Regions from separate parts of the Mus musculus genome. Here region 2 is linked to region 1. Evidence: chromatin loops called from intact Hi-C (ENCODE). Cell type or tissue: heart. All regions are shown on one strand. Each heading gives the region's core, and the rest is flanking DNA. Links, peaks and the distances in the headings are about the cores only.

Evidence for each region. Peaks named below come from ENCODE experiments on the same cell type or tissue, not always from the same donor. Only the 100,000 strongest peaks of a DNase experiment are listed, where the experiment ranks them.
Region 2: a loop joins it to region 1, with 2.9 times the contacts of the local background. A loop is called at or near these places in 3 of 42 quality-filtered maps.

The regions. Positions count from the first base shown.
Region 1 is chr13:77,126,492-77,142,991 of GRCm38, reverse strand. Slf1 (SMC5-SMC6 complex localization factor 1) reads left to right here and starts at 7,524. Exons shown (of 21, transcript NM_134071.3): 1 at 7,524-7,639; 2 at 16,278-16,391. The coding sequence starts at 16,278. It overlaps 2210408I21Rik (RIKEN cDNA 2210408I21 gene), which reads right to left and starts at 7,456. Exons shown (of 20, transcript NM_001145676.1): 1 at 7,362-7,456. In heart, for the core only: no CTCF peak of the experiment used is centred there; DNase peaks (open chromatin) are centred at 7,481 and 7,921; H3K4me3 peaks cover 2,582 bases; H3K27ac peaks cover 1,348 bases.
Region 2 is chr13:78,166,162-78,182,661 of GRCm38, reverse strand. Gm38604 (a long non-coding RNA gene) reads left to right here and starts at 3,700. Exons shown (of 3, transcript XR_873690.3): 1 at 3,700-5,155; 2 at 12,689-12,777. 3110006O06Rik (a long non-coding RNA gene) reads right to left here and starts at 11,374. Exons shown (of 2, transcript XR_003950646.1): 1 at 10,970-11,374; 2 at 1-3,711. Fam172a (family with sequence similarity 172, member A) reads right to left here. Exons shown (of 10, transcript NM_001163419.1): 10 at 16,422-16,500. In heart, for the core only: a CTCF peak has its summit at 6,689; no DNase peak of the experiment used is centred there; H3K4me3 peaks cover 342 bases; H3K27me3 peaks cover 5,601 bases.

The sequences.
Region 1 (16,500 bases), core at 4,206-12,205:
CAGCCACATCCACATGCACTGGTGCACCATACAAACAGACAAATAACCTTAGAGAAACCCTTACAGACACCCTCGACATCCTTACCTACACTCTTACAGCCATATCTGAATAACTACCAAAAAAAGAAAAGAAAAGAAAGTAACAAAAAATAAAACAACAAAAAACATTCTCTGAAGGTTTTCAGTAATTCTTGAGCATAAGTGACCCCTACTACCAATACCTAAGTTGTGCTAGATTAACAACTGACAAAGTCGCAGAAGGACAGGATCAAGCAATGCAAATCAGAAGAATGAACACCAGCATACCAGGGAGGCCAGGGCACTGCAGGAACCGAGCATTGAGGAGCCCCTGCACAACCAACCCACATCAGAACCCTTTCCCACACTGCAGAGAACAGATTAGCTCACTTTAAGCAACAATGGCATCCCTCGTGGATCTATCTGAGGACAAACATGAAAGAATACATACTACAGAAAGAACAACATATATACATATACAATATTTAAAGGAATGTATTATTATGAGATTAAACAAACCTTGTATTCTGAAAGTGAAAATGTATGATGAACTAAGGATAAAAGCAAGAAAAATAGGTAAAGAAATGTCATAACATAATATAATTACAAAATAAATACCATTCCATACCAATCAAAAAACCCAAATTACTGAAAATTTAGGCCTTAGCATAACAAGTCTGAAATCTTCCTAAAGCCCATCATTTGGAATTAGGTAAACTCCAGATTTACATTGTTAGATTAGCTGTGCCTCCCAGAGAGAAAAACAGGAAGACTCAGGTGGAAGTTGCAGAAGGTGAGAAATAAGCATATCTACAGAGTCTCTGACACCCAGAGGCCAGAGTGAGGGAAGAATTCTTTTGAATAATGAAAGCTTCCAGGAGAGCACTTGTCACAACCACAAACTGCTGTGGGCCAGGTAGGAAAAAACCAAGAAGCCTTTTCTGGAAAGCAAGGTGTAAAGCCACAGAGTTCTACATTTTCAAAATTTTCCCTCCATAGTCCACATGCCTGAACATTTTGTAGTTATTTTTTTGGTTGCATTTATTTATTTATTTATTTATTTACATATTTACTTATTTATTTACATTTCAAGTGTTATCCCCTTACCCAGTTCCCCCACTCCCAGAAACTCCCTATCCCATTCCTCCTCCCCCTGCTTCTATGAGGGTGTTCTATTTTTATTTCTATTAAAATTGTATTATGCACGCAATGTGCTTTTTCCATTCATACAAGGTATTATTTATTTAGGTTGATTTTTTTAGGGAGGGTAAGAAAATTATAAAGAGACTAATATATTACCCTTTATATCTTCTGATTTTTTAAGTTTAAATATAATCAAATCTAATTATATAAAATTAAGTATGAGGGGAATGGAAAGATGTTAACATCTTACTACAAATCCCTTTAAAATGTCTGACTTTTAAAATTTAAATATAACTAGTAAAAATGAATAATCTGATACTATTTACTATATGAGTCATACTATATTTATACATGACCGGTGTCATCTTTTCCTTTTATTTAATTTGTTACAAGTGAGTAGATACAAAAGTCAAAAGGTTTTATTACAAAACATTTTTTTTGCACTTCAAAATATTTATTTCACTATCATTTTGCAGTAGGTTATCTCTATAAAAGTGACTACACACTCCTGAGACTAAGTGCTATGCAGGCCCTAAAGCTCATCATTGTTAACATAGGGAGATTCATGGACTAGGGAAACAAGTAGGTCACAAGAGAAACTGTTGAATGCTAAATACTTTTCTTTCTAAAGCGCCCACACATAAACCTGAAACACTGTAGAAGACATGATGAGTAGGTATCTCTGAGTGGGGTTAATGAGCAGGTTTTCATTTCCTTCTTTTTGGGTTATTTGTATATGCAAATATTTCTGTGAGAAATCAACCTTCAAGAAAGAAGGAAAAAGAACAAAGAAAAATAAGTGACAACTCAACCCTGTACAGTCTGTGGTCACACACACAAATCAGTGCACAGAGTGAAAAGCCTAATGTCTTTAAACACGCATACACTGTGTCTACAGCTGATCTTCAACTCCAACTGCACCTTAGCTTCCACTAGCCTTCATTGCCCTATGCATCCAACTGATTTGTGACTGTTCTCTTTTGTCCACTCTTTCCTTTTATCACCTTGTAGAATTCTCACTAAGCCCACACTCCTCCTTATCTTTCTTCACCAGGACTTTCTTCATCTGTATCCAGAAAGCAAATGCTTTACTCTGCATGCTACTGCCATGCTTTTCAATAGCAATGTTTGTAAATGGTACCTGTAATAGCTATTTCTATGTATAACTTCACTTCAGAGTAAAGTATAAGGAAAGAGATTCTTCATCCTTATCTAATTGATAATGCAGTTATCTCCATCAATATTCTTTTAAAGACTTTGAGTACATTCTGTATGATATGTATATGGAGTGCTTTGTTTGCATGCATGTATGTGAGTCACAGGAGTGCCTGATGCCAGCAGAGCTCAGAAATGGATGTGGAATCCCCCTTGAATGTGTTACAATTTATTCTAAACCACAATGAGGGTGCTGAAAACCAAGCCCAGACCCTCTACAAGAGCCATCTCTCCAGTACCTGCATTAATCTTAAATCCCTAAAAGACTAAGGGAGAATACAAAAATCTCTGTTGTTTGAATGTTAATTGTGAGTCAGGAAAAGTGAGCCTTTAGATACACCATCTGGAATGATTTTTGTAGTATTCCTGTGGATCCACCATATGGAAGCAAAAGCTCACAAAGGTACCCTGACTACTTGTGTAGAAGCTTATTTGAAAAAGGGGTGTGGGGGGGAAGACTCCTAGTTGCTCTGCTCCCATGAAGACTCCATATCCATATCTATCCTAGAAGACCCACTGCACTCCGAGCAGCAGAGCAGTGGAGGACCCTTTGAACTCACAGCAGTTGAGGATCCACTGCTCTCAGAGCATACATAACATAGTGAAAATGGCCATCCTACCAAAGGCAATCTAGAGATTCAATGCCATCCCCATCAAATCCCAACACAATTCTTCAAAGACATGGAAAGAGCAATTCTCAAATTCACCTGGAAAGGCAAAAAAACTTGAATAGAGAAAACAATTCTTAACAATAAAAGAAAAGGTGGGGGAGTCACCATCCCTGATCTCAAGCTTTACTACAGAGTAATAGTAATAAAAGCTGCATGGTGTTGGTACAGAGACTGACAAAGACTGATCAATGGACTAGAACTGAAGACACAGAAATAAAACCACACACTTATGGTCACTTGATCTTTGACAAGATGCCAAAAATATACAATGGAAAAAAGAAAGCATCTTCAATAAATAGTGCTGGTCTAACTGGCTGTCTGTATGTACAAAAATGAAAATACACCCATATTTGTCACCTTATACAAAGCTCAAGTCCAAGTGTATCAAGGACCTCAACATAAAACCAGATACACTGAATCTAATAGAAGAGAAAGTGGGAAAGAGCCTTGAACTCATTGGCACAGGGGGAAATTTCCTAAACAGAACTCTAATGGCTCATGCTCTAAGATCAAGAGTTGATAAATGGGACCTCATGAAACTGGAAAATTTCTGTAAGGCAAATCGGCAACCTACAGATTTGGAAAAAATCTTCACTAACCCCACATCTGATAGAGGGCTAATATCCAAAATATATAAAGAACTCAAGAAGTTAACCACCAAAAAACCAAACAAACTCTCCAATCAAAAAAATAGGGTATAGAACTAAACCAAGAATTCACAACTGAAGAATCTCAAATGGCTGAGAAGCACCTAAAGACATGTTAGAAGTCCTTAGTGATCAGAGAAATGCAAATCAAAACAACCCTAAGAGTCCACCTTATACCAATCAGAATGGCTAAGATCAAAACCTCAAGTGACAACACACATTGGAGAGGATGCAGAGAAAGAGGAACACTCTTCCATTGCTGGTGGGATTGCAAACTGGTACAACCACTCTGGAAATCAATCTCGAAATTCCTCAGATGTGGAGAGCCATGCCGTGAGCAATCCCCATTATAAGATGGCGCTGTCTTCCACTGCGCCTAACTAGTAAACAAGCCTTATGCACAAGTGCAAGAGTAAACTCACGCCTAGTCACTGCCCATCTCGGGGCATAGTAATGGGGTGATGGGCGAGCAACTAATCAGGTGCTGTCACGCCACATCAGGTGCTGAAATGTCACGCTGCAGGCTATATAAGCAGCTCCATTTTCCGGGTTCGGGGTCTTCCTCCTGAGAAGTAAGCAATAAAGCTTTTTGCCGCACTCAGAAAATTGGAAATAGATCTACCTGAAGATCCAGTTATACCACTCTTGGGAATAGACCCAAAAGTTGCCCCACCATGCCACAGGGGCACGAGTTCCACTATGCTCATAGTAGCCTTGTTTGTGATAGCCAGAAGCTGGAAACAACCTAGATGTCCCATGACAGAAGAATGGGTACAGAAAATGTGGTTCATTTACACAATGGAGTACTACTCAGCTATTAAGAACGAGGACATCCTGAGTTTTGCAAGCAAATGAATGGAACTAGAAAATATTATCCTGAGTGAGGTAACTTAGACCCCAAAGGATGTGCATGGTATGTACTCACTAATAAGTGGATATTAACCCTCCCCGCCCCCCCCCCCACAAAAGTACAGATTATCCAAGATACAGTCCACAGAACTCAAAAAAGTCAACAAGCTGAAGTACCCATGTGAGGACACCTCAGTCTCACTTAGGTGAGAGAAGAAAGCAATCCCAAGTGGAAAGGGAGCGAGGGACCTGGGAGGGAAAATAAATGAGGGGAAAATGGGGGTAGCAGGGAACATGATCTGGTATTGGGTGAGGGAAAAGGACTGAAGCCCTGAGGGCCAGTAAAAGAATGGAAACAGGCAATTTCAGGAAATAGGAGGTTGAGGGGCCCCTCCAGAATGCACCAGAGACTTGAGAGATGAGAGACTCTCAGGACTCAAAGGGATAAAATGCCAGACAGTAGGGAGAGGGAACTTAGAAAGCCCACCTCCATCAGGAAGACAGGTCATCAAGTTAGGTATTGGGTTGCCATCCCACAGTCACTACTCTGATCCATAATTGTTCCTGTTTGAAAGAATTACAGGGATGGAAATGGAGAGGAGCCTGAGGAAATGAAGATCCAGCAACAGGCCCAAAGTGGGATCCAGCTCAAGGGGAGGTCCCAAGGCCTGACACTATTACTGAGGATATGGAGTACTCTTAAAAAGGGACCTATCATGACAGACCCCTGAAAGATCCAACAAGCAGCTGAAAGAGTCAGATGCAGATATTTGTACCCAACAAATGGATAGAAGCAGCTGAACCCTGTTTTTGAATTAGGGAAGGCTGAAAGCTGAGAAAGGCGATCCTGCAGGAGGACCAGCAGTCTCAATTAACCTGGACCCCTGAGATCTCTCAAAACACTGAACCACCAAACAGACAGCATACACCAGCTGATATGAGACCCCCAACACACATACAGTAGAGGACTTCCGAGTATGTGATCATTTAGAGATGATACACCTAACCCTCCTGAGACTGGAGGCCCCAGGGAGTTTAGGGGTCAGGTGGGGTGGGGGCTGGAGGCATCCACGAGGAGACAGGGGGTGGAGAGGAGATATGAGATGTGGAACAGTCGGAGGGTGGATTGGGCAAGGGAGGAATAAAATATGGAGTGTAAAAAAGAAAAAAAGAACTCCCAATGTCCCATTTCCCAAACACTGGAATTACAATCACATGTCACCATGATAGGTAAATACAGTAAAGAGCTAAGTTCCAGAATCAGGAAGACTGGAATCTCAGTCATGACAATTTTATACGTATATGTTACGACCTCTCAGTTGCACTATAAAATGTATGCAAAGAGACAGGATTTTTCTTTTGTAAACATTAAATAGTGAATATAAACTGCTAGGCAGAAGGCAGAGACACCTGTGAGCATTCATGAAGTGCTATATGAATCCAAGGCACAAATAAGAACAGTGCTTTTTTTTTTAAAGCTAGTTGCTATGCGTGACGAACATAAAATCTCCCTGAAAGTATTTATAACTGTTTAAGATATAAGTTAAAAAAATCATAAGGTGACAATATTTGCATCATTCAGAAACTATAAAAGTTCAGTGATTAATCAAACAGGCAGTTAAAAAGATCAACATGCTTTTCTAAATATAGTTTTACTCTCAAAAGGCAAAGGGGCGCTTGTCTGATGCTTCAGGTCCCTTTAATTGAATATATGACATTTTTCTTTTTAAAAAGATTTGTTTATGCATATATTTTATGTACATGGTGTTTCATCTGCATGTATACCTGCACACCCGAAGAGGTCACTGAATCTCATGTTACTAGAGTTACAGATAGTTGTGAGCTGCCATGTGGGTGCTGGGAATTGAATTAGTGACCTCTGGAAGAGCAGAGAGCTCTTAATCAGTGTACCATCTCTCTAGTCCTAATATTATATTTTAATTTATGGTACACTCTAGACGTCTTTTGAGATTGACTGATTTGGAGAAATGGGAAAAGGTGATCAACAAATAATAAGAGGATGAGTGAACTCCCCCGAGGAAACTGCATTGGTCAAGAAAGAGTAACACTTTTTGCGTCTTTGAATAAATGAGCATCTTTCCTCGAACTAGACATTTGTCAAAAGCAATTTCTCTTTACAACTCCTCTGGGTAACTCCAAATCCCCACCCAAAATTATCCTGAACTATTCGCAGTGAGTTCATAGTAAAGTCAGAACATTCCTTACTGAAAGTGTACCTGATTCTAATCAATGATTTCCACAACATAAAACGTGTATCTAAAGCTGATGCATACCGTTATAGGAATGATAGCGTCTCAGTAATGCATAGCAGAAAAAAAACAAAAAACAAAAAAAACAAAAACAGAAGCCATTTTTAATTAAAACTGAAGGAGAAAAGTTCAATTAATTGAAAATCAGGAATGTCCCATTCTGAATGCATGCAAAAGCCGCCGTCTTCAGCTGCCTGCTTGCCCTCCCAAGTGAACCCCCAACTATTTTAACAGTATTCAGTAAAGGGTACATAATGTAACTTTCAAGAAACAGGGAGACCAAACCCTGCGAATAGACAGGGTAGAAACACTGCACAGAACCAGTTGTCTTCGGCTAAGATCGACTTCCACGTTGGAGGTAAGTCAAGCGAATGAAGACAGTGAGCCGGATCCCAGGGCCTTCTCCAGCCTCAAGGAGGATCAGGCACCAGAGGAAAGGATGGGGATTTAGGGGGCCAACTTCTGTCTGCTCACTTCTCGGTCCTATCCACATTCGGCAGGTAGCTGGCAGGCCGAAAACACCGGGAAGAGAGGGAAAAGTCACTTACCAATCTCCGTCTATGGCGCTGATCCTGCAAGGGCCTGACGCGCTGGCCAGAACCAAATAGTCGGCATCTCAGGCAGCCCTGGCGACCGCTCGAGAGCGTCACTGACAACCACCCGGAACTGGTAAACTGCTTCCGGGAACGCCGAGCGCGCGGCGGGAAATTGTTTCCTAGAACCTAGTTTATTGGAGCAGGGAGTCCTACGGTGGTAGTCGTCGCCCCTACCGCCACCACCGGCAGCTTCGCAAGACGAAACCAGCCCAGAAGCTTCGGCCGGGAAGGTAAAGCGCCTCAGCTCGGAAGACGCCATTTACCGCGTTCTCAGGCAGCGCCTCTGACTTCCCGGCCGTCCTCTCTGGGCCGCGGAGGCGCTTGGCGCTCGTGCTTTCACAGCCTTGGTTCCTTCAAGGTGAACTCGGGGCCCGCGCCCGTGCCGATGGCCGGGCCCTCCGATCTCGGCCTGCCCGGCCCTTCTGGGCAGACAGGTCCCTGGCGAGCCCCGCAGCGCGCCCAGGCCGCTGCCCGCTGCCGGGGCTCCGGGCGCTAGGCCGCTCGCGTCTCCCGTTTCCATAGAACCGCCTAGGACGCCTCACCCCGTGCCAGTTCTTGGATGCCTACAAACCTTAGCTTCCATGAAGGTGGCAGGGATTCCCAGGGCCTGCCTTTCATTAAGATGAAAAACGAGACATTCTTTCTCTCGAGTAGAATTGTTTTTCACACCGAAATGAAAATGAGCTTTTTATCTCAGCGGTATTGTAGGCTTTGAACAGCAGCGCGCGAGCACCTCTCCTAAAGGAAGGGTTTGTGTTCCTGGGGTTCCTGAGCACCAGGACAACTCTAAGTGACAGAAATGTATTGCGTTTTCAAGGTCTGGCTAAATTGATACTCATTTACCTTAATACTCCAAATCGGGATTTGGGACCTGTGGTTGATCGAAATTGATTTTCAATTCCCCAAGCTCTTTTGTGAAAAATGACTATCCTCTACAGAGGAAAATAGATAAATAAATAAGAGAAAAAATTCCTTTGAAACATTGGAAATGACTTGAATTCAATCACGACCCAGGTCTTATATTGGTTTTCAAGCTGTTGCTGTGAATGGAATGATTCTTGTTTATTCTAGGTGTTCAAAACATAGCTTGATCATTTGGGTAGATTTGTGTGAGAAGAAATTTGATTATTTGTAAGGTAACATTAAGAATTTCACGACCTAGGATGTTGAAACACTCAAATGTTTAGATATATCTTAATGTGAGACAGTCTTCAATAAGCAACTAAACTTCAGTTAGACCTGTTTTCTTAGTCGAGATTTTTCTCATGCTTCATTGACTTGGGTGAAAATCAATGATATGATTTAGAATATTTTTGCTTTTGTAAAGCAGAAAGCTTAGATCATGTTGGTGTATGAAACAGTAGTCTGTTGTAATTCCTTTTCATAATCAAAATAAAGAGCAGTTAAAATTCCATTCCATGCATTCACAATTTCCATGGCTGCCTCTTTGATTTTTAGGAAACCAATAGTATAGGCTTACTAATTAAATAGTATTTTCAGTTTGTTTCTTGGCTGTATTATTCTACAAATTTCCACTGTTTTAAAAACCAGGTAAAGAATAAATTCAGTTCTCCATAGGTTAAAATCATAAGGCTAAAGGAGACTGAATACTTTCAGAACTTAAGTCGAACATCACCTGTTCTTTTTAAGCGATTCCAACAAGATTATTTTGAAATTTAAAATATATTATTTTAATAATATGCATGAAAATTTTCAATAATTGATCCAAATCTGTTTTGAGAGAGAAAAATAGAAACTTTTATCAATAGGAAAGTAATAAAACTCTTTAGAATATTCCAGGAAATATGTGAATATTTTAGATATTGGAATTATGTTTTTGAAAATGATTAATAATTGTTTAATTTCTTCATTTTGTTGTTCTAAATGTCTCCTATCCCACGTAGTAGATTCTTTTTTCATGTAGTATTACCTTCCTGCTATACTGATAGAAATTAGATTGCTTTGTAAAATTGCCTCATAAGATTGTTTAAGAGAGGTAGATTAAGTCTAAAATTTAAGCCAGATTGGCATTGTAGAAAAGGCATAGCCTTTCCACAGTAACAGACTTAAATCTTGGTTTCACTGTCTATCCAAAGATTTAAATCCTCAAGGTAGGTTTTTTTTTTTTTTTTTCTCTGCCCTTGGTACTAGGGATTGACTCAGTATTTATTTCCTTATCTAGGTTAAATTAGGTGTAATTTCCAGCATTCTTACCAGTATCTTGTATTCTCATCTACATTTAGGTAGATATACTGGATAAATATATGAAGTTTTTAGACTTGTAGAACACACTTGGTTCTTAATAAGAATTAAATCAATCATTTTAATTAATCTTAGACTTGTGCTTTTCTTACAGTTTGCTTCTTAAGGACTACTTTAATCCCAAATTCAAAGTTTTAGTCCAGCCAGCACCATGTATAGTGTTGGAGAGATAGGAATGTCTCTACATTGTTCTTCAGTCTCCTATTTTTTCTTTCTTACACATTTTGTTAATTCTCTGTTTCCAAATTCTTCATTAAAGGAATTAATGACCATTTCTTTTTAATATTCAAGAATATTTCAGAAATCTCATCACTAGGGACTTAGGGTTTTTTGTTTAGATTTGTGTTTTGTATGTTGCTTGTAGATTGAGCCTAGGGTCTTGCAGATGCTATGTAGACACAGTAGCTTTGAGCTCCATTCTCAGTCCCTCCAGACCTCAGTTAAATAAGGTCACATTATGGGAAGGTGGGACAGGAAGTAAGATGGCTTCTTTTTATGTTTATTTTGTGTGTGCCTGTGTATATATATGTTCCATCTGTGTATTGGGATCAAATCAGGTCTTTAGGCTTGGTGGCAAGAGCCTTTACCTGCTGAGCCACTAACAACATTTTTTAAAACAAATTCCAAAGGCTTGATATATTAGACCAAAGGTCTATTTCGTAGGCCAGGATTCCAACACTCCACCTGTAATTACACAATTCAGAGCCAGCAGAATATAACTCACATAGTATAGGAGTGTATGCTATTGTAGTGTATGTATTGTAGCAGTATTGTAAAACAGAAATCCAGAGCTTTGGCCATACTCAATTTCATTGTAATTTTAAGTTTAAATTTAATTTTTCAGTTAAATCTCTCAAATTGTGAATTCAAAGCTGTGAAATTAACCGTCCTGGAGACTTGTATATATTTTGTAAAAGTCTGTTCAAATAATCTCCAGTAAAAGATGGTCTTAAATCAAAATATTATCCTATTATAATGAAAACAAAGAGACTGCTAATTTTTAACATGCGGTTTTAAAACAATGGAAAAATAATCAAAAATCCAAAATTAATAAAAAATTTAAATACATGCCCACATTTTGTTATATGCTTGTTTTTCATACACACACAAAACTAATACATCAGTTTTATAATGTAAAAAAATTAGAGATGATTTAAATTGCTATATACTCGTAGTACTTTTGAAATGTTCTATACTCAGTGTTTGTTGAAATTAAAAAACAAATATTGGTAAAGATAATTTTAAAAGTAAAAATTTAGTTCTTATATATGTATAAGAACTAAAACACATATATATACATATGAGTGGTTATAAAACATTATAATGCAGAATAGGAAAGATTTACCCTCACTTGTTCCAAGGACTTTGTTAGGCACAATGACTTCTTTCTGAAGCAATTTGTTTAGCCAACTGTTGATCCTACCCTCTCACCTACCCTGTTTGCCTATCCTGTCCCATAGGGTTTCACTCTGTCTATGCTGACCTCTGTCTTGTAGTCATTGTTCTGCCTCAACCCAACCGGAAGCCTTTGCTTTATTTTTTTACCTTTGTTATTGTTGTTTTGGGTTTTGTTTGTTTGTTTTTTTCTTTTTTGTTGTAGTTGTTTCTTTGTTTTTGAGTCAGGGTCTCACTGTAGCTGTTGTTGGCCTGGAACTCACAGTGTAGACCAACCAAGCTGGCTTGAATCAGAGATCCACCTGCCTCTGCCTCCTAAGTGCTGGGATTAAAGCTATACTCCACCATGCTTGATTGTCTATACTTTTCTTTCTAAATTTCCTTTTTAACATATTGTAATTCCATTCTTCAAACATGTGCCAGTACTGGCATATTGTAAAGAATTCAAATGTTCTATTTAAAAACTTAGGATAGAATATACATGATCACAGTAATGAGAACTGTAGTTTCCTGGTGCTTCTGGCTGACACCAACTGTCAAAGAATTTCAGGCATCAAGGATAGGCCGTGGTGAGAGATATTTTAAGAAAGTCCACACCACAGTGACAGTTGCTTGCTATGTATAAAGGGCAGCTCTTTTCACAATCACTGCCTTCTTAGTTTTGTGTTTTGTATGATTCAGGGTAAGTACATTTTAAAGAATTATTCGTAGGAAGTTTTTAAATTACTACAAAGAACTTTTTTATAATTATAAATGTAGTGATGTAAATTACTATAAAGATAAACATGTAGTTGCTAAAAACTAATGGTCTCTTTTCTCCTCTTTTATGTGATGTTGTCATCTGTGTTGGTGCTTGAAGGTTCATATCTCTCATTCTCTTACCCCCACCTCAGCTAGGAAGATATGGAATCTTTCTAGAAATGCCACTAGTATTAACTGTGTTATGGATTGTTTGTTCTTTCCTATATTCAAAGATCTTTAGAAGTAAGCTCTCAGTCCTCCATACTTCAGAACATACCACCTACATAAAACTTAATCCTACTTCGATTGCCTTGCTTATTGATATAGGTACATGCATACATTTACAAATACATACACAGAGAGAGAGAGAGAGAGAGAGAGAGAGAGAGAGAGAGAGAGAGAGAGAGAGTGTGTTTAAAGTCATAGTTTCCTCTGAAAACTGGCTTGAGATTTATAAAAACACTGGATAAATACCAAGACAGTATTTATAGATGCATTGAGTTTTACTTGGTTATTTCTAAAACAATGTGTCATTTTCTAAATAAAATTATTAAAGAATTTACTTAAGTAATTCCTTTGAGTTTATGAAAAGTAGCTTTCTCCCCTAGTTACAGGCATATGCGACTATAAAACAAATATATGTTATTGCATTAGGTACATGCTTGTAATGTTCTCTTTTAACTTATTGACACATCAGGCTGTTGTTTACTGTTCTCTTAATTTTGCAGGATATAGGAGAACTCTTATATATAAAATACATCCATAGTCTATATTGTCGTGTTTATGTATACATTAATTGTCCCATGTAGTCATATATATTTAACAACATAGGCCATCTTAGTCATATAGTATGATATTCAAAAACATTGCTGTGTTATATAAGCCTTTACCTCAGGTTAATAACATAATTACAGAAGGCAATTAGATTAGTCTTTCCTTTCTAAAAAATGCTAGTTTTGTGCATGTCCAAGGTTTATTACCAAAAAGATAACTAATACGCCTCCTGTTTTTCTGATAAACATGTGAATAAATGTCTTGCTTTCTAATTTCATTTTAAACGTTTATGTGTTCATATTCTTTGAATTGGGTTATTGTGTTTTATCACTCTTGTTTCTTCCTTTTCCTGATTTTACATGAAAAGTTTGTGTTTCTTATTAAGTATTTTCAGAATAAGAAAACTACTTTAAAAATACTTTTGTGGTTTTTGCTGCTGAATACATTTGGTCTTATTTTCATTATTATGAGATGTGGTTTAGCTGAAAATGTTGCTAAATATAAGGAGGGGATTATGGCCATCAAAATGTATGCTATAAGGACAAGGTTTATGGTTAAAAAAAAACCCATATTTTATATATATATATATATATATATATATATATATATATATATATACACACACATATATATACACACACTATATACACACATATGTATATATACATACACACATACATATATATACATATACACATACATGTATATATATATACATATATATAAATTTCAATACATTCAAATGCTTTAACAATTTATACCTCAAAACAATTTATTAAAATGTCACTTAATTCAAAATCTAAAGTAGCAATTACTGATATGAAAAGAACAAAGTATGATAGATATTCTTTTATTTCTACATAACATGTAATTTTCATAAAGCATAAAGCATAAAGGCAACTTGTTGGTAACAGTGTTACAGAAATTTTATTTTTACTCTTTTGATTATTGGAGGTAGGAAGGCATGGGAATTGATTCCCGTGTCCCCTTCATACTAGGCACGTGCTCAGCTCCTAAGTTTCACCCTGTCCTTCTGCCAATCAGTTATTCCATAACAGTTTTAATTATGTTTTCAATAGGTAAGATTTTAAGTAAAAATGACTCTGATCCCTCTTCTTTTCGTAATAGTTTTTAAAAAAGCCTGCTAACTGGTTTTGAAAACTTGACTTATAAATACATAAATAAAAATACAATGTAGAAAATATATACTATTTTTAAAATCATAGCTTTCTCTCATAACTGGCTTTTGAGATCTATAAAAACACTGGTTGAATACCAAGACAATTGTTATAGATACATTGAGTTTTATTTGGTTATTCTAAAACAATGTATCATTTTCTAAACAAAAATTACTAAAAGATTTACTTAAATTAAAAAAAAAATCCTTTGAATTAATGAAAGCAACTTTCTCCCCTAGTTACAGGCATATGCTGAATAATACAAGTGTATCTTCACTGTGTGGGTTCTGGTGTTGTTTAAATTAAACATTTTTTCTTAAACTACAGTAAAACTCTGTAAAATTTATCTATATTGCTAGTCTGTATTATTTGGTATTGTCACTCAAGTGTTACCTATATTAACCTTGAAAATAATTTTTAAAATCAATACAGTAAAAAGATCCTTGCTCAAGGAAATATTTGTGTCTTATTTACTGATCATAGAATTTTATAAATTTATTTTTTCATGAGATACATCAATGTACATTTTATAATTGTGTCCTAGCCAGAATCAATTACACTGAAGCATTGGCTTTGTTTGAAAGTCTCATTCTTAAAGATATTTTATGTTTTTCATCTGGATTTCAGTGTATTAGAGACTGACACTGTATCCCTGTTGCCTCCTTTGGAGTCAGTTGGCAAATACTGAAGACAGATTTGTTGAGGTCATAGTACCAGCCTTTTGACTGACTAAGACTGGACTTGGAAGAGGTGGCTATGATGTGCAGCTCTACTGTGCTCTTTACCATGTGACCTGTGAGCTGTTCTGCCCATGCAATTCAAGACTTCAGTGTGTCAGAAAGCATTAATGTGAGCTGTTTCTCAGATATGCACGTATGCTCGAGGAGTTTCTTCCAAGCATGAGAAAAGGTAGAAAGAGGAACACTGTAATTGCTCTACCCTAGTTACTCTTTCTCCACTCAGGAGCTTTAAACATGGAAAGAGAAAGTTCAGTCCTAACCCCGTATGCTAGTTTAAACATAGATGGTTTAGAGTGAAGCTTTCAGTCTCATGCCAGAATGTGGTTTAACTTTGGAGTGGGGATTGGGACAGTGTGTTTGTCTGTATATGTGTGTGTATACATGTAAATTTGCGTAGTTGTGTCCTTGAGCGCTCTCTCTCTCTCTCTCTCTCTCTCTCTCTCTCTCTCTCTCTCTGTGTGTGTGTGTGTGTGTGTGTGTGTGTGTGTGTTGTCCTGAGGTGTTATAAAACTTTGGTTCCAGAACTTTCCTCAGGTACCAAAATGTGATCATCTAAATCACATATCCCCTTCCATACTTTAAGTCATCTCAGGAACTTAAAATTCCTAATGTAGTATATATGCTGTGTAAATAGCTATTACTTTATTTTGATTATGGAATAGTGTTGAGAAGAAAAAAAAAAACCTTTAAGTGTTAGTTCAAATTCTAGGTCCCTCCCCCCAAATATTTTACATCCATATTCTACAGGTATGGAACTCATGGGTATGTGAGACCTTGTTTTTGTCTGTCAGAATAAAATTCTGTAAAACATTCTTCACTTATTCCTTTGTTCAAATTGCTACACTTTTAAAACATTTTTTTCTGCTGTACATTGATTAAATCCAGGACCATATTCTTGCTTAGTGTACATACTATGCTGAACACTGAAAGGTAACTTTGATTTCTCTGAGAAGCAATTGTTTCTTTGAATGTTGAGAATAACAACTATTTTTGTTCTGATTATGGTATGAGATCCTATTCTGCAGAAGTTACAACAAAAATGTCAGAGAAACAAACGTTTCTAGAATTCCATTTATATGCTGTACTTGTCTCCAGACTACCTAATTTAAAGAAACATATATTCAAATTAGAAGATCTATGAATTAGATAACACCTTAAACACAAAGTACTTTGTGAATTTTATTTCATGAGTTGAAGTCCCATGAAAATAAAGTTAAGTTAAAACCATGTGGTTTTTCTGTTTACCTTTTGATGTAATTAGTATATATATCAGAGATATATTGTGGTATGTTGAACACACAAACATATCAGGGAGGCTGTGTGGAGGGTGGGAAGAGAGGAAGAAATTAGAGATGTAGGTTGGAAACAAAAGTTGCAGTCTTATATTAAAATTATTAATATTAAAGTTATTTAGTATAAATACTGTAGAAATATGAGTTCTGTCAGTAATTATGCTCATATTTACATAGGCCTCTATTGTTGTGTAAACAATAATATTCAATGCTGTGTTTTAATGGAAAATAGTATAATACTGGAGGGTTTCAATGGTGAAACAACAACAAAAATTCACTTTTAAGGTTTTGAAAAATTAGCTTGAAAATGTTTTTTATTGTAGTAACTATATTTAACATCGTTGTTTACAAGTAAGCTTAACATGTTTAATTCATAATATGTTCCATGGTTTTAGTTTCATTTTAGTGCTCATAACTAAGAAAAAAATAAGGCAACCTTATGCATAATGTTTAACATCTGCTATCTTCTGTATGTGTCTGCGCTAGATGGAAGATAGTGCCACAAAACATATCATCCAAATGACAGGATTTAAGATGGAAGAAAAGGAAGCTCTAGTCAAATTGCTTTTAAAACTAGATTGCACTTTTATTAAGAGTGAGGTGAGTATAGAAATCTACTAAAATGTTCAACATAGAATTAAATAGAATTAAAATACTGACTTAAGAATCATAAAATACCCTTTGATAACGTAAGGTAGAAGTTTTTAAT
Region 2 (16,500 bases), core at 3,676-11,675, 1.0 Mb before region 1:
CTTAAATAAGGGGTATCATCAGGAAAGAGAAGACTTGAGCTGCTTCCCCCAGAAAAGTAATGTGACAGGGAAAATTATTAGCTATGTTGTGTGTGGCAATTCAGTAGGGGGGTGGGTTATGGAGGGACGAGTTAGAAAAAGGAAGTTCCTGGGTGCAAACCAAAACTGCATTGTAGCCAGGAGCCCTCCAGCCGGCTTGTAGAGGTTGCTTGGACGTTGTGGTGCGAAATCGTCCCTAGAAGTGCTCTTTGAATCTCATTTTCCCCTGGTTTCATCCGAAAGAGCTGGTTCTGTCACTAGACCCCTGCACAGGACTACTCTGCGCCCCACCTTGTGGACCACCCCACAAAAGGGAGTGGTGACGGTTACTAGCTTCAGAACAGAAGGAGTACCCATGCTGGGAGGCTCGTTTCTATGAATAAGGCAAAAATTTAGCACTGATGAAAAACACATGATTCTCTCTCTCTCTCTCTCTCTCTCTCTCTCTCTCTCTCTCTCTCTCTCTCTCGCTCTCTCTCTCTTTCTCTCTCAGTTACTCTCTTTTACTGCTATGAAGTGACGTCAGCAGTGCCTGCCCTATCCCCGTGGAAAGTAAGAAAAGGGGGGGGGGGTGGAAGATGGGAGCAGGAGAGAAGCTAGAGAAAATGAGAAAGAAGAGCTGCGGCAAGAGGAAGGGGCTGCTGGGAGGGGCAGATAATGGAGATGTACATTTGACACGTTTTGGCCAAAATTCCATCAAAAGTGGCAAAACCCGATGTTTCCGAAGCTGGTGATTGATAGAACACCTTTCCTTGCTCCCATCCGATCTACATGTTCTAACATATGGAAAGCTTACAGGCCGTGTGCACTTATAGAAGCCGATAATGCATTAGCTCTCAGCAATATTTACAGCACCGCTTTTAATACACACCAGATGGTTCGCGACTGTGCCGCCTCAGCCAGCTCACTCCTCGATTTTACTCGGCGGCACTTTGTTGCAATTACACTCCATGCTGAGACCAATTTTATTGGTGACCTATTTTTCATATTTGCAGCATTTTATGTTAAAGCCCTCCTCTCTGGCCTTTTTGTAAAGGGCAGCACTCAGGAAGGGAGAGTTTAGGATGGCGTTGCTGAGGGGCTGTGCAGGTGTATATTAATATTTATCATGATGTTACATACCTCGGATTTAAGTGAGCAAACCCGATAGACATAAGTACTCCGGTCATTATGTTTGCTCACTCGCCCCCTGTTTGCCAGACCCCCACGGACTGTCTACGCGGCGTACTTGCCTCGGAGTCAATACATTGGGCCATAAATATTGTATTCCATTAATTATCACGCCACTGGCTTATCCTGGGCGCCGGCGTCCTCGAGCGACGCAGGGCAAATGAGGACGCTTCCGGAGCGTACTTCTCGGCTGGGAACCCCGCTGAAATTTCCGTGGTGCCTGGGAATTCCGAGCCCCGCTGGCCTGGGGCGGGAGCTGGAGGTGGGGGGAAAGAGGAGGGGGAGGGCGGGGCGGCAGGAGAAGGCCCCAGCCGCCAGGAGCGCTCAGTACCTGTTATCTTACCACGCAGAAGGCCTCAGGGAGAATCCCATTTGGCACGCCGGGAAAGGCTTTCAACTTTATCTCCCGCCATGTAAATATCCCCGAGTGCCCGATTGGGAGACTTTGTTTTGCACAGAACAATATAAATATCCCATTTTCTACAGCACAGGTGCGTCTTCTTTCCCAAACTCTTTTTTTCCTTCTTCTGTCGTTTTTAACTCTTCATGCCCCCCCTCCATTAAAAAAAAAACAGATGTTTACTTTATTGATATAACCTATATCGTAGTTAGGCCGAGAATAATATGTTTCAACTAACAGTCATTTAGCAAATAATAGAGGCGTTCTGGATGCCTTCCAATGTTACACATGTACTTGGTCATAAAATGATACGTGAAAAAATTAACATCTGCTTTCCAAAAATAAAGTGTGCCAAGTAGCTTTTTATGAATGCTTTCCTCATTTTAGAAAGAAATATGGAGAGATAAACTGACACCCAGATAATTAGCATATTTATAATAGTTTTAGGGCTTAAAGGTTGCTTCTCCACACAAGCCATTTCAAACCTACCTTTAAAACTACTTAACCCTAGACATTTGAATTCTGAAGAGCATTCCATATTTTACTATTTAAAGAGGAATTTACTGTAATTTAATTGTGTATCCAGGCGGAACTATATGTAAAGCCAGCTTCATGGCCTCAGCGCAAAAGAAACTCGCTCATCTTCTGTTTACCTAGTTCCTCAGCAAGGTTCCCAGGCTCTTAGGAAGGCTAGGTTGGGAAGTTCTTTTTCTTGGGTTCTTTTTGTTGTTGTTTAATTCCACTATTAGGAAGTGGGGCCTACCTTTGAATTATTTCATTAGGATTTGGCCTTTTGGGGGAAGGGGTGGGAACCATAATCATTAGTGCCTTTTTTATTATTATTTTTTCTACAGTAAATGGCTAGATTTTTTGTTGTTGTTGTTGAGTAAGCTGCTAGAATGTTGTGCAGATGTTCCACTCAGAGCAGACCTGACCCTCTCTTTCCACCCATGCAAGTCACTTAAACTCTCTGACAGTTCATTTGCTCAAGGCCCATCTTCTGTATGTGTCGGATATATCCTTTGAAATTTCCACCTGGTTACACACACATGCACCTACCACACACTTTAAACACACACTCCCATCCACTGAGTCGTTGAGCCTTGTACAGGACTGCGGTGGGAGAATTGAGGGTGGAATGGAACGGAGGGAAGTCGGCCCAATGGTTATGCCCAGTGCGCAGAGGCTCGCCCTCCACTGGGCCCCTAGCTCCTTTGTGCCTTTGGTTCAAAACTTTGGAGGTGGCCCAAGTAGCTTCCTCTAAATGGCTGGGAATCTTGATTTGTTAAGTGCTTCGGGGCACCCACCCAACGAGTTTCAGGGCCTTCCTAGGAGCCGAAGCAAAACCAGGGTTGCAGGATTGTCCAGTTGGTTCATCCTTCTGGGTCTCGCCTCTCGGCTCCAGCCCTGGAAGGGGACGGCGGTGCTTAACAAAGGGCCCTGCGGGGGCTCGGAAATCAGGCACGTGACGAGCGAGCGCGCGCAGGGTCGCTGTCCCGCAACCGGGAGGGGCTGCAGCCAGGGTGCCTGATAGCCACCATAAAAAGAACTGCCCGGCCCTCAGCGGTCCCAGGGTTGGGCCGGGGTGAGAAGTTCCCGTCTGGCTCAGCCAAGGAGAAGCTGCATCTCCCATCTCTCCAGCACTTGGAAGAAACTGTGTGTGCGGCGCGGGGAGGGCTGCGGAGTGGGCCAGAGCCGCACGGCCGAGCAGGGCCCGCTGGTGTGTTGGTGCCGGGGTGGGGTGGGGGGACGTTGAAGAAACAGTTCTTTCTGAGTGACAGGACCCCTTTTCAAGGGCAAATGGGTGAGGGGCATCCTAATATGAATAGAATTTTCAGTGTTTCACAGTTCTTCTCCCCCTTGTAGGTATTTTTTTCTTTTTTTCATTTTTCTTTCTTTTTATTTCGTGTTAAGTTGGAAGCGCCTGGCTAAACATGTCTTGTGTGTCAGTAGTGTGAGCCATTCACTTTTTTAAAAAAAATCTTTTTGGGTTGGAAAAAAAATACTGCAGCCAACATGTTAGCATGTTTTTGTGTACTCAGTGACTGGAGCAGCCGCAGAGGAGTCGGGATCTCACCCAAGGATCCTGAAAGATGCTATATCTGGAAAGAAAAGACAGGGACATCTTAAAAAAGTTCTCCGTGATCCTCATAGCAAATCTGGTCACATCTTGATTTTTTTACAGAAAAGATACAGCATCCTAATTTCTCACTGGAAAGCCTGTAAATTGATATTAGATATCTCTGTGAGAAATCACAGTGGCCAAGAAAACCTTATCTCACAGGAAGATTTCTTCAAAGCCCACTTCATCACATTTAGAGACACTATTGTTATGTCCATTCCCAACCTTAGCTATGGAAGACCATGCTTTAGAGAGGAAAAAAACAAAAACAAAAACAAAAACAAAAACGTTTAAAGTAGATTTGAACTCACATTTGTTTGTTGTTGTTATCTGTAAGAGCAGAAGAACTGATGGGAGAAGTTTTAAAAGTGTGTGAAGCAAAGGACACAAAGACAGTTTATCAGTGAAAAGAAGAAAGTGGCCTTTCTATTGGGGACTAAAGAAAACCCAAATGTAGATGAAGTGTTTCCACAAAAGCTGCTTCAAAGTCCATCTCTTTCCCTTGGGCTCAGTCATCATCCAAATGTGATAGCTGGCAGTTCTTCGTGGAGGTAAGGTGGCCATGGATGGGGAGTCACACAGAGGAAGATCCCTGCACTATAATGTCAGACATTTTAACTAACAACCTAGTGATATCACAGGGCTCAGATTCAACTACTCCCCCTCCAAACAGTGTCCACTAAAATAATGTCTTCCCTTGCTTGGTTACTTGACTTAATAGGGACCTTAGTCCTCCTTTTGACTTTGCTCAGCAAGTTGGTGTATGTTGGGCCAAATTCTTAATAGTAGTAGTAGTAATAGTAGTAGTAGTAGTAGCAGCAGCAGCAGTAGTAGTAGTAGTTGTTGTTTTCTACCATTTTGTGCTCAACTCTGCTTAATTTTCTACTTATTTTTGGACCTCAGCCTTTTTGGATCACAAATGTCCCCACTAGTAACACAGCAATAAATCTGAGCAAAAATAAGACAGATTTCCTCATCGATGTGTAATAAAGTTAAAGGACATTGTTTTGTCAGACAAGCGCTAAGTAGAAAATAAATCTCAGAGTCTGGGGAAACAAAACGGAGCGCTGCTGGCATGTGTGTAAATTTACTTTTAAAAGCAATAAATCAATGTTAAATTAAACAGCTGGGTACCCTGTGTAGGAGAAGCTTCCATGTTTAAGAAGATCTTGATGGGAGAAATGTGCTATTTAACATCACACACACACACATACACACATACACACACACACACACACACACACACACACACACACACACACTTAGATTTTTGTGCATATCCAGAGGCAAGCCGTTTCTGACACTTCCCTTGAACTGCAGGGAGGTAGAGAAAAAAGAACAGAGACTATGAATGGACTCTACAATCCATCCTCAGAATCTGACATATTTCCAGGGATAAGAAACGAGGAGACTTTGAACAACTGGTATAGACTTTTTCTAGCTTAGTTCTGAAATCATCTCTATTTACTGGTTTAGTTTGTTGGATATGTTGTGGTTATTTTGTTGCTGTTGTTGCATATTTTTCTGTAAATAATTTAACCTGAAGAAATATTATAATGAACATATTTAGCATTTTGTTTCTGATGCTATTATTCTTGATGTGGCTGTTTTACACAGCAAATAACAAATTAAAATATAAAGACAATTATTTTGTATCTGTTATACATGGTTTTACTGAGATAAAAGTTGATATTCAAGTAACATTAAACTAAACTCTAATATTTTAGTATTTCTTTTTTGGTTATTTTTTCCTGTTGTAAAGCTTTCCACTATGAGATATTGTGGGAGATGTGGGGAGAGGGGCAAGAGAGGGCCACAGAAAACCCAAGCTCTATTGCCACATCCTAATATAGTGTGAACCAATATGTATTTACAGAGGTAAATATCTAATAACAAAAAAAATTAGGAAGAATTTAAGGCTAGACTTTATTTTTGCAGGCTTGAAATCAAATCACACACACACACACACACACACATACACACACACACACACAAAACCTGTCAGTTCTTTAGAGGAGAGATATTGCTGGGAAGAACTTCTTTAGCCTATTGAATGGAAAGCTACTGATTTAAAAGAAAAAGATGGGTTCATGCTTTTATCTAGCACAGGAGGATCTTCTTGATTTCTTCACATAGATGTCCTGTTAGCGTTCTTTTAAAGTTGTACTGTTTAAAGTTAGCCCACTTTTCAAGAATATTCATATTCAGTAACATGATTCAGAATGCAAAAACTGAAAAAAGGCAGTTTTATCACCTAGGGCTGAAAACCAACAGGGGTGGTTGTGGAACATCCTAGCCACCTTGGATTTTCCTTCAGGTAGTAGAAAATGGCAAAGACCAGCTTGCCTGAAGAAGAATAAAAGTTATACTATTTATATTTAGATAGCACCATTCAGTTTCCAGGATCATTTGTAGCTTGTTAAGTAAATTGTGTGTCACTCAGAGATATCTCAGCTTGCCTGTCAGGAGACATCTGGGCAGACTTAGAAACTCAAAATGACTTCTGCTAGGTTTTTCCAGGGATGCTCTCTCCTGTGTGCTGAAGCCCTGGGACTCATTTTGGCTCAAGGTGGGCTTTTAGCCGCTCTCTTTGTCCTTTTCTGGACAGGAGGGTGCTAGTTGAAGCTAGTCTGATTTGGGGAATGCAAGAAAGAGAGATGGAGAGGCTGCCAGTTCTAATTAAAGACAAGAAGCAATCCACTCAGGAGCTATCTTTTATCTTTAGCTTGAGACAAAGACTGGCCACCTCACTTCAGAAGTTAGTTTGTCCGAGTTGGCTAGTGAGGTAAAAGTAGAAACCCATAGGTGATGCTGCTCTCAGGTGAGATCGGACTTATGGATAAGTCACTGCAGGTACATCTTCAAGCTGCCACCTTTCCCCGCTCCGCTGGTCTCCTGGTGTTTTGTGCTCTTGACACAGACTCTCTTAGATTCTAACTTTGCTTGCTAGATGGCGCTCGGTGTCTCAAGACCTTCCAATTCAGAATTAAAGTAGCTTTTTAGCACCATTCTGAACTAGTTTTGGGCGTTTGATTAGCACAGTGCCAGTAATGTTACTGTTGCTTTAATTTTTTTATTATTATTTTTGTCATCCTTTTGTATTAAGGCAGCATCCAAGTGGGAGCTGTCCACTTAATCCTTATAATAATAAAATATAGAGAAATTCTGCCTCTGAATTTATGGCATAATTGTGGATCAATTACTTGTTTTGATACATTTCAAAAAGCACTTAAGTTTTCCACAAGTAATCTTTTAAAGGATTTCAGGAAGATAAATCAGCAAGTAAAGATATTTAAACTCCTTGGTGTTCATCAGCAGGGTCCAAGAACTCACCCTGCACTCCTACCATCCGCCTCCAGCACTACGTCCATTTGCTATCATGGAGTGTCATCAATTGATGTAAAATGTAGTCTGTTTTATTTAAACCCTAAATGTTAAAAATCAATGCCTACAGATACATGTTTAAATATTTTTAAATAAAAACCACCACAAAGCTGGCTTAAATGAAGAATGGCTTGTGGGTTCTACAATGTAATCATTAGCAAATTTTCAGATATTCAAAACCAGTTTGGGGGAAGTCATGTTGAAATATAAAGAGAGACAAACAAATAGTTCTAAGTGTCTGATAGAAAAAATGAAGACAAGCCATGAAGACCTATAGCTCTGTTAGCTGAAGATATCATTTTATAGCATCTACTGCCCCTGTGCACTTTAAAAAGAGAGCTGCAGGTGTTGATGGCTGAGGAAGTGCTCACAAGGGAAAGCAATGCCTGTCTGTATAAACATAAGACCCCTTAACTGTGGAGGCTGAACTTGGTTTTGGGCATTGAGAACTGATTTGTATACAAATGTTCTACTTTTGGGGATATCAATGACATCCAGAACTAAGTGCCTTAGAACCTTTTGTAAAATCTTGGTTGGTTTGGTGAAGATTGAGCACAGTCTCACTCTGGGTGTTAGGCTGAAATTAGCAGGCGCTGAAACCTAAAGAGGAAAATTTACAACTTGATCATCCCCAGCCACACACCACAGAACCTGCTACTGTTGCAAACATATGTTCCAGATTAAGTTAAGCAAATGGCTCTCATTTCTTTCAAGGTTAAGTTGATCCTGAAAATTTAAATTTAAGTGTGTTGGACTTCCAAGGATCACTAGGTACTCAAGTGTTTACAAATCTTCTCCTAACCATTTACTGAAAGACTTCATATATTTTGTTGCCTTCCTGAAATACTAGTTTAGACTCTTGTAAGTTGAATGTAGTCAGGTGCTATTTTCTGGAAATATATGTAGTTGTGAAAGCTGGATAAATTGCAAATTGAGTCATTTGTCCCTCCAATATTGAATTGCTTGATATCAAAAGCATAATCCTAATGGTTCATCTAAGCTCCTAATATAGCCACTCATTTAAAAAACGGATGCAAAACCTCACAGTTTAAAGTTCTTCAAAAGTTTTATTCATGGAAAGAGTTTCTTTCCACAGCACAGGACAAAGCCTGTGTTTCAGAAAAGGCTGAGACCACGGTGTTTTTCCAAGGGGAGTAACTTTCATATAGTCACACAGCTGACTCCCAAACTGAATTATCTGAAGTCCACTTTGAGTAGCAAGGCACCCAGGAAAAAAGGTCAGAATTAACCTCAGTCTCTCAGGTAGCTCCCCTGGCCAAGTTACAGAAGTGGAATTCGGGGATCCAGCAACCCAGACAACCTCTTTCCTGATTTTGGGATCTACTGCATCTCTTCTACCTCCAGATGATCTCTGTAGTGCACTTTAACCAATATTAATACCTATTGACATTTGGTAGTTATGGCTTATACTTCTCTTCCCCACAGAACCTTCAAGAATAAAACGTATTAATTCCTGCCTCCCCCAATTCATTCAAGAAACATTATTCTTCTAATGTATAAGATGTACTTCTCCAACTAAGAACTTTGTATTTGACATCGACAAGTGGTCAAGGTAGAAGAAAATTTAAAAGATTTGAGGGACAAAAGTGGTCAGAACATCAGTAATCATAGGACAGCACTCGGATTAAATGCTTAAAAATTAAAGGAGAGAAAACAACAACAACAGGCATCTATGCTTTTGGAAGGCTTAGGAAGGTTTAAAGTTCCACCAAACACATACACAGATAGGTAGCAAAACATTGATACAGACGTTTATTTCATGGAGACTTAGTTATTTATATCCTCAACATTTTGAAATATAGAAACTGAGCCATACTTTTTTTTTTCTTTCAAAATTTAGTGTTCTCTGGCAAAAGTCGCCTTGAAATATACATGCCTGTCTGGACGTTTCTAACTTATTTAAATAACCCAGAAAAGTCATTTTGAAATTGAATCAGGAATTCAGTGTTTTTTGTTTTGTTTTGTTTTGTTTTTTTTTAAGGCTAAAAAAACTTAATAATAAAGGAAAGTTGGCATGAAGCAAAAAGATCCCTCAGCATCCACACTGAGACCAAACCCACTCAGTGAATTCACTCTGTCACCGCAAGTTTCTCCAATTCTTGTTTCCAACTTTGTGCCTTTCCTTGTACAGAGTCTCCTTTGCTCCAGAACCCCAGAAGGCTAGAATAAAACATTTTCAAAGTAGAAACTCAATTCATAGAAAAACCACACTGACCAATGACTTACAAACATCTAGTGATATTTATCTGAGCTGTGCATTCAGATGTGGAGAGTGCTATAGTTCAGAATAAATGAGTCCCCAGGTCACTAAGATTCAACAGGTCCCCTTGTAGCCCTGCACACTCCAGCTGCCAAAATGCATTAAGCTCTGTGAGTTTCCATCAGTTTTCATAGAGGGTCCAGCTGCTAGTTTAAACACTTCCACCATGAATGAGTTTCTCTAGTGGCATGAATTTATACACAGTTACTCTTGAGACTGAACTAATGGTCGAATTAAGGGGAACATTCTCTTTGAGGGGAGCAAACGCAGAAGTGACTTTGCAGTGGGGGAGAGAGAATAAAGTTCCTGTGAGTGTGTTGGATGAGAGAGGAACCTTCTTACAGCAGCTCTGAGAGAACAAATTAAAATGCACACAGGTGAAATATTTAACCATTTGCACGTCTCAGTGGAAAGAAAAACATGCTGTTTTGCGGCTAACTTGCTGCTAGGTTAAGAAACTCACTGATGTTTCTATTGCAGTGCTGTGTCAGGTAAAGAAAAGTACTCTCCTGAAATGTATCATATATTTCATATAATACAGAGCAGTGTGGAAATCCGTTTGCTAAGGAAACACACCAGGGTTCTTTACCCATTTCACTTTCTTATCATTTTTTACTTGAAAAGTTTTGCATTAAGTTGTTGTGGAACGGTGTTTATTCACTCTTTAATAGATACATGGTTTTGACAGTCTCACCTGCTCTGAACACCCCAGTGTCAGAGACTCAAGAGAGCGGATGATGCAAATTCTGTTCTCATGAGAGGGGATAAATTTCATTCAAAGCTAAATAAAATAAGGTTCGAGTTTCAACACAGCAAAGGTGTTAGATTTGGAATCTGTAAATCTCCTCTTAGGAGTGGCGCCTGGCGTTGCCAGGGAGACTACGCAGAAAAATCAGATGCCACACGGAAGTGGTCTTCCATTACTGCACTTTGCTCAACGCGATAATTAAAACAAAACAAAATAAGTAAAACGCCAAACAAGGAGATTTATCTAAAACTCCTTGAGAGGACTGAGATTTGAAGCTGAGAAAAAGTGGCGGGTATTAGCCAGAAACCCCTGGGTTGAGGCTGTCAAGTAAGTTGCTGTCAGGCTTTTTAGCTGGCCAGTAGGGCTGCCGAGAGCCTGCTGCAGATCGGCTTCGCTTGCTTCGCTTAAGCTCCTAGGAGCTCCAGAGTTAGTCCGACAGCTTCAGCCAACAGGGTGGTGGGATCAGCGGCTGGTGCATCTGAGTGTGCATTTTTTTCTTTTTTCCCCTTCCTTCCTTCCTTCCTTCCTTCCTTCCTTCCTTCCTTCCTTCCTTCCTTCCTTCCTTCCTTCCTTCCTTCCTTCCTCCCTCCCTCCCTCCCTCCCTCCCTCCCTCCCTCCCTCCCTCCCTCCTTCCTTCCTTCCTTCCTTCCTTCCTTCCTTCCGTTGAAACGTAGATCTGTGGTGACTGAGATTATAGGCCTGTGAATAAAGTGGTCCCATCAGAGACCCTTTAAAGCGGAGTTGTTACAGATTCTGCCACCTAACTGGTGGGAGTGATGAAAAGTTGGTTCAAGAAATTTGGGTTGGGGGAGCAAAGACGCTTACCAAGGTGACTGCGGGGTGGAGCTACGTTCTACTCCGCGCAGACTAGATGCAAATTCGGGAGACTCGCTGGCAAAGGGAGAGTCAACTCTGGGCGCTAAGATTATTACCGGGCAGGGAGCAAGCAAGACTCTCCACCCACAAACTGTAGTCTTTAAGCTCACTGTTGTTTTGGGCTCAGATCAGAGGTTTCAGAAGAGAATATCCTATGGCGTGGGAGTGGCTGGAGTGAGGAATCCCGCTAGGCCTGAACTTTGGGGTTCGGGCCAAGGGGAGAAGAAAGGGGAAGCTGGGCGCTGTCCATGGTTCTGGGAAGAGCACGGTGCCTTCACGTAGCTTCTTTTAGCTGTCTCCAAACTGAGGTGAGGTGTAAAAAGTAAAAAGGGACACCAACTCACAGGATTAGAAAATTTCCCTCCTAGCAAATGTGGAAAATACAAAAGTGACAGCACAATAAAAAATATTCTAGGCGGGTCCTACTTTCATTTCTGGTTCATTACAGCGTAGACAGCAGTGTTAACTGGTCATTCGTTGTTGTGGGGTATTTTCCTCCTTAAAGTGTATCATCACACTTCAAACTATGTAATCAGCAATTGCTGATTGCAAAATAAAGAGGAAAGAAAAGAGAAAAAGCATTACTGGACACTCTAAATATGTTCAAGGGTAGGATAGTTAGCTATTTCAAGAGTGCTAGGGATAAAAGCAGAGGGTGACTTAACTGTGCTAGATCCCATTTTATTGAGGAAGATATACTTTTCACCTAAATACTTCTTTGAATTCTACACTTGTGAAATACTATAGATGTCAACAAGAATAAAAGGAGCGATTTACCTGTTGGATAGGAATTAATTCTGTGTTGTAAAGCAATGCTTTTAATTGCATTATTAAAAAGCAAAACAATCTTTTTTTTTTTACAAAAGGCTTGTGATCAGAAAGAAAGCAAATTCAGACAGAAATAATTTCAATAATAATGTAAAGAACTGCAAATAGAAATATAAGCTCTGTAAACATAAATGTAAGCTATCCAGAAAGGCACCATGTTCTTGAAAAGCATTGTACATAATGATATAACAAATGCATCATGCAATGTTTAGCTAAGCCAGAATTGTGAGAAACAGGGAAAGAATTGACCATAATTGTTTTAATCATGGAAATCTTATGTAGCCTCAGCACCTTGAATCCATGTGACAATGAAGAAGAAAGAGGACATGAATCCAAACAGCTGACACAATGATCGGCAGCAACTGACAGCATCACATTTGATATTTGATATCAAGCACTAGATCAATATTTGTGAGATCAATGCAATTTTAATGGTTTTCTTTCAAAACTGCATGAAAGCCAAGTTGTGTCACTCTGTGCTACTGTTATCTCTAGAGCTGGTTATTTCAGGGGATGATATTAAGTAATTTACTGAAGCAAAGCAAAAGGGGTGAGGGTGGGAGAATACACCACAAAACACAACTTACTGTGAATATTGCTTCAGCTGACACATTCTGATGGTCCATGGGTCCAGGATGTACTACATGTTTATGTAAAAACTCCACTTATTTAAGTGTGACTTAAAAAGATGAAAAGCTTTGGAAAAATAATTAGGAGGTATGGGGGGGGCACGATGAGCTGGATCAGAGAGCAATCTTTGACATTGTAAGAATTAGGTGGTAGCTGAACAAACACAAATGTTCATGATAGAAAGGGTGACTGTGGTCTTCCCTCCTATAGGACCAAGTAGGAAAGAACACATTCTTCTCCATTCTTGGCAGAGCAGAGCTGAGAGCAGCACCTGATACTTAAGCAATGCTCCCACAAAGGTAAAATAGAAACAAAACAAAAACAAAAACCCAGGTAGGTATAAACAGTAAAACTGAAATGTTGTTGGTGTTGCTGGTGACCTGACACAGGAGAACACAGTTCTCTAACCTTTAGTTCTATTTGGATGGAATTCTTAACTTGGACTTACTGGGTTTTAGAGATCCACTTTTGAGGAGTTTCGACTTAAAGGGATCCAAGGCCTTCATTCTGGAAGGAAACTCCTGGGGAGGGCGCCAGAGGTTATGCAGCTAGAGGAGCCCATCTCAGTAGGCCCCACACACAGGTGACAAGAGCACTGGGGGGTGCTCTTGACAAGCAGAGGTTTGATTTCTCAAATGAGGAAGACCAAGAAATAGCTTTCATTCATAATTCAATTTTAATTTAAAACTTATGGGGGGTTGCTTTTCACTGAAATAATAGGAACATTTTAGGAAATTTCTGACACCTAGATTTAAAGACCTATCAATCTCTAGACAGAGAATAAAATACTTTGAAACTATGGCATTCTCACCCCCAAGTGCTTCCCTTTTCTTGACTCTAACATGTTGTCTGAAGTAATGAACTTTAAATGAAGTTCACACACCAGTGCTTTTACAAAAGTGCATCTCCATGTTGTACTCTTTAAGAAACTAGGTAGAAACAGAATTTTCCAGAATTTTAATAATTCCATTTTAAAAAACCCACCACAGTTTGCATGTGTCTCTATGCTCTTTTGTATTCAAAATTGGCAGGGTGCCTATAAACTAAAGACATTAGCACTTAAAATCAATTTTCCTTAATGAAGTAAAGCCAACCTTACACACAAGTATGTATTATACACCAGCAGAGATTTACAGACGCAAATAAGCTTGGAGCACTTAAAAATATTTATTGCAAAGTTTTGAATATTTTGAACATGATAAATTTGTATCACAAAAATTTTTACAAACTTTTATGTAGACCAGCACATATAGAGCAACTACTGTCTATACAGGCACAGAATAGACAGACACATTTTGCACATGTTGTCTGGAGATTGCATGAAATGAACAGCAGTGGACATAGCAGTCAGTAAGAAGCTATGTATATGTGGGACAAATCTATGTATTTAGGTACACATTCTTTTCCTATTTGGTCTTTAAAAAACTCTGATGTATTTTAAGGAAGAAAATAAACTTTATATTCAATGGTAAAACATGGACTTCCTTTTGGCAACTCATAACTTGACCAATATTTCTCCTCATAGTATGAAGAATTTTAAGGTTTAGTGAAGGAAAATGCTGTTCTACTTAAGCCACTTTGAAGCAATATTATTGAGCCTACAATCAGATCTACATGTTAATCTCTCGTTTTGCCTTCAAACAGAATTCAGTTACAAAGAACTTGGAAAGATTTTGAATCTATTCAGGAGAGGAAAACTCTTTAATTTTCTGAGGAGTAAAAACTCCCCAAGAAACTTCATATAGCTTCTTAGATTTTGCTTCGCATACGTGATAAAACATTGATTGTTGCAGTCTGGTGACCCATGAAATTTGGGGGTTAGTTTTCTCTTCAGACCAGAGCATATAATTATGCAAATAAAGAGCTGTCACTGATCTAGTGAAATACTCACAAACACATGCACTCTGAAATTGGACAGAAAAGTGAAAATGGTTTGTAGTGTGACGGTGCCATAGCTTGCTTTCCTGCCAACTTTCTATCTGAGTTCATTATTCAAACTGTAAACTTTAAAGAGACATATCGTTCTTGGGGTGTTGGGTGTTTTCATTTCAGATTCTTGGTTTTAGTCACAGAATAAGTTAGTTCAATATCATTTTACCTATGACAACTTCTCATGTCACCCAGTGTAAGAGGCACAGAATGATAATGAAGCTGAATGATCTGGTGAGACAGATGCTGGACCTCCATACATTTCTTCATAGAAATATGTTTCATAGCTGTTTAAACAAAGTTCAAGTCCCACAATACAGAGTATAGTAAGAGGTTTTCCACAAACCCCAAGGCAAAGGGCCAGGGAGAGCTGCCTGAAAGCCATTATGGATTAAGTCAAATCTTCATTTTCTAAGTTTTATGTCCACAGGGAAAATACTGGCAACACTGTGATGGCCAGTTATTGATCAAACGTGAAGGTTTGATCTAAATAGCAAATCTTTAGTTTTTGTACTTTATTTCCCATTATTATTCCTTTAAAACTTTTGTGCTGAGAATTAACACCATTTCTGCATTCATCAGCTACATTAGTCTTGAGATCTCCCAGTCCTAAAGTTGCCTTTACAGGCTGTTGCCTAGTTTTACATGTTATGGAGGGTCCCAGTGAGGAGATCCAAGAAGTCTCATGTCAAATCACTGACTGCTAAAGACATCACTTTATGAGAGAGCAGTGGTGTGAAACTTTAAAAACATTGATCCAAATGAATCAATTAAATCAACATCCATCCCTTCTAAGTGTGAGGTTTAAAACTACCATTGTCCCATAAAATATGCAGATTTCAAGATAAATGCTGGAATGCTTTGATAACTACTTCTATTCCTGGACCTCTCTTAATGCACTTTATGCTATCTCCCCCCCCCCCCGCCCCAAAATTCCAGTTGGTGTCCATTCTTCGAGTACAGTGATGGCAGTTGCAGTGGTTTGAATTTAAAATCATCTCACAAAGCTAACGCTTTAGGCGGGATAGTTTTAAGCTCTGTGAAGTGTTGATTAAAAACCCCTCTCCCAGGCCCAAACTTATTATTATTTTTTTTTCCTTTTTGGAGACTAATAGAACATTAGATAAAAGGAAGGTGAACAATTTAAGAGATTCCTCCTCAGTCATTTTATACAGGGAAGGAAAGTATTGCAGTTTTTGAAAGGAGTATGTCTCATATGTCTTAGAGTTTTCTATTTTATAATATTATGCTAGAGAGCATTTAAGTAGTCACCACAATTATCTCCCTTTTTGCCACCCATATTTCAAAAATATAAATATCTCATGTTTTTTAAACCTCTCCCCACATGAGAAAAGTTTTCAAAAAATTACTGTGAAAATTTACACTGTGAAAATTACTTAATAGCAGGCTTTCTTAAATGAATTCAGAGTATAGCTTCCAACAAGAACCTATCAGTTAGCCAATCTATACACTGATTACAACATGTGGGATTCACATGTTTGGATTGGAACTCTAGGCAATACAGTGAAACATGAAAAAAAATCTAGTTTATTAGCAGTGCTAATTTAGTTAACACACTCTGTCACCCAACCTCTCAAAGGAGTGCAAGGTTTAGGAAGGAATAGCTAGCTGTAGCATAAATGTAAACAAGGTAGTTTGGAGCGGAACACACTTTGTGGAGCTTTGCTAGCAGTAGTTGGGGAGCAACTTACCAAGCTCCCTTTGGAAATGTACAGTACTGTTTATTTTATAAAACATTTGAAGACAAGTTTTCTAATTTCCTTGCTAAGAAGGTATTTGTATATTGAGGATATGTGGTAAAAATGTTACCTACAAGATATATGTGAGCTTGTGACTCAACTGAAGTTAGGATATTGCCTTACATCAGTAGTAGCAGTAATATTATGTCTTATAATACTGGTGGCCCTGGCCCAGTCACCCGGCTAGCTTTCAGTCTTAACAGCCTCTGTGCAGTTGGTGAAAAACGAACTGAGGAGGAAGACAGAAGACACAGTTGCTTTGTTGGAAAATTTTATTTTAAAATGGTAAACAAGATTATAGGAGGTCCACACTTTATTATTTTTGACATATAA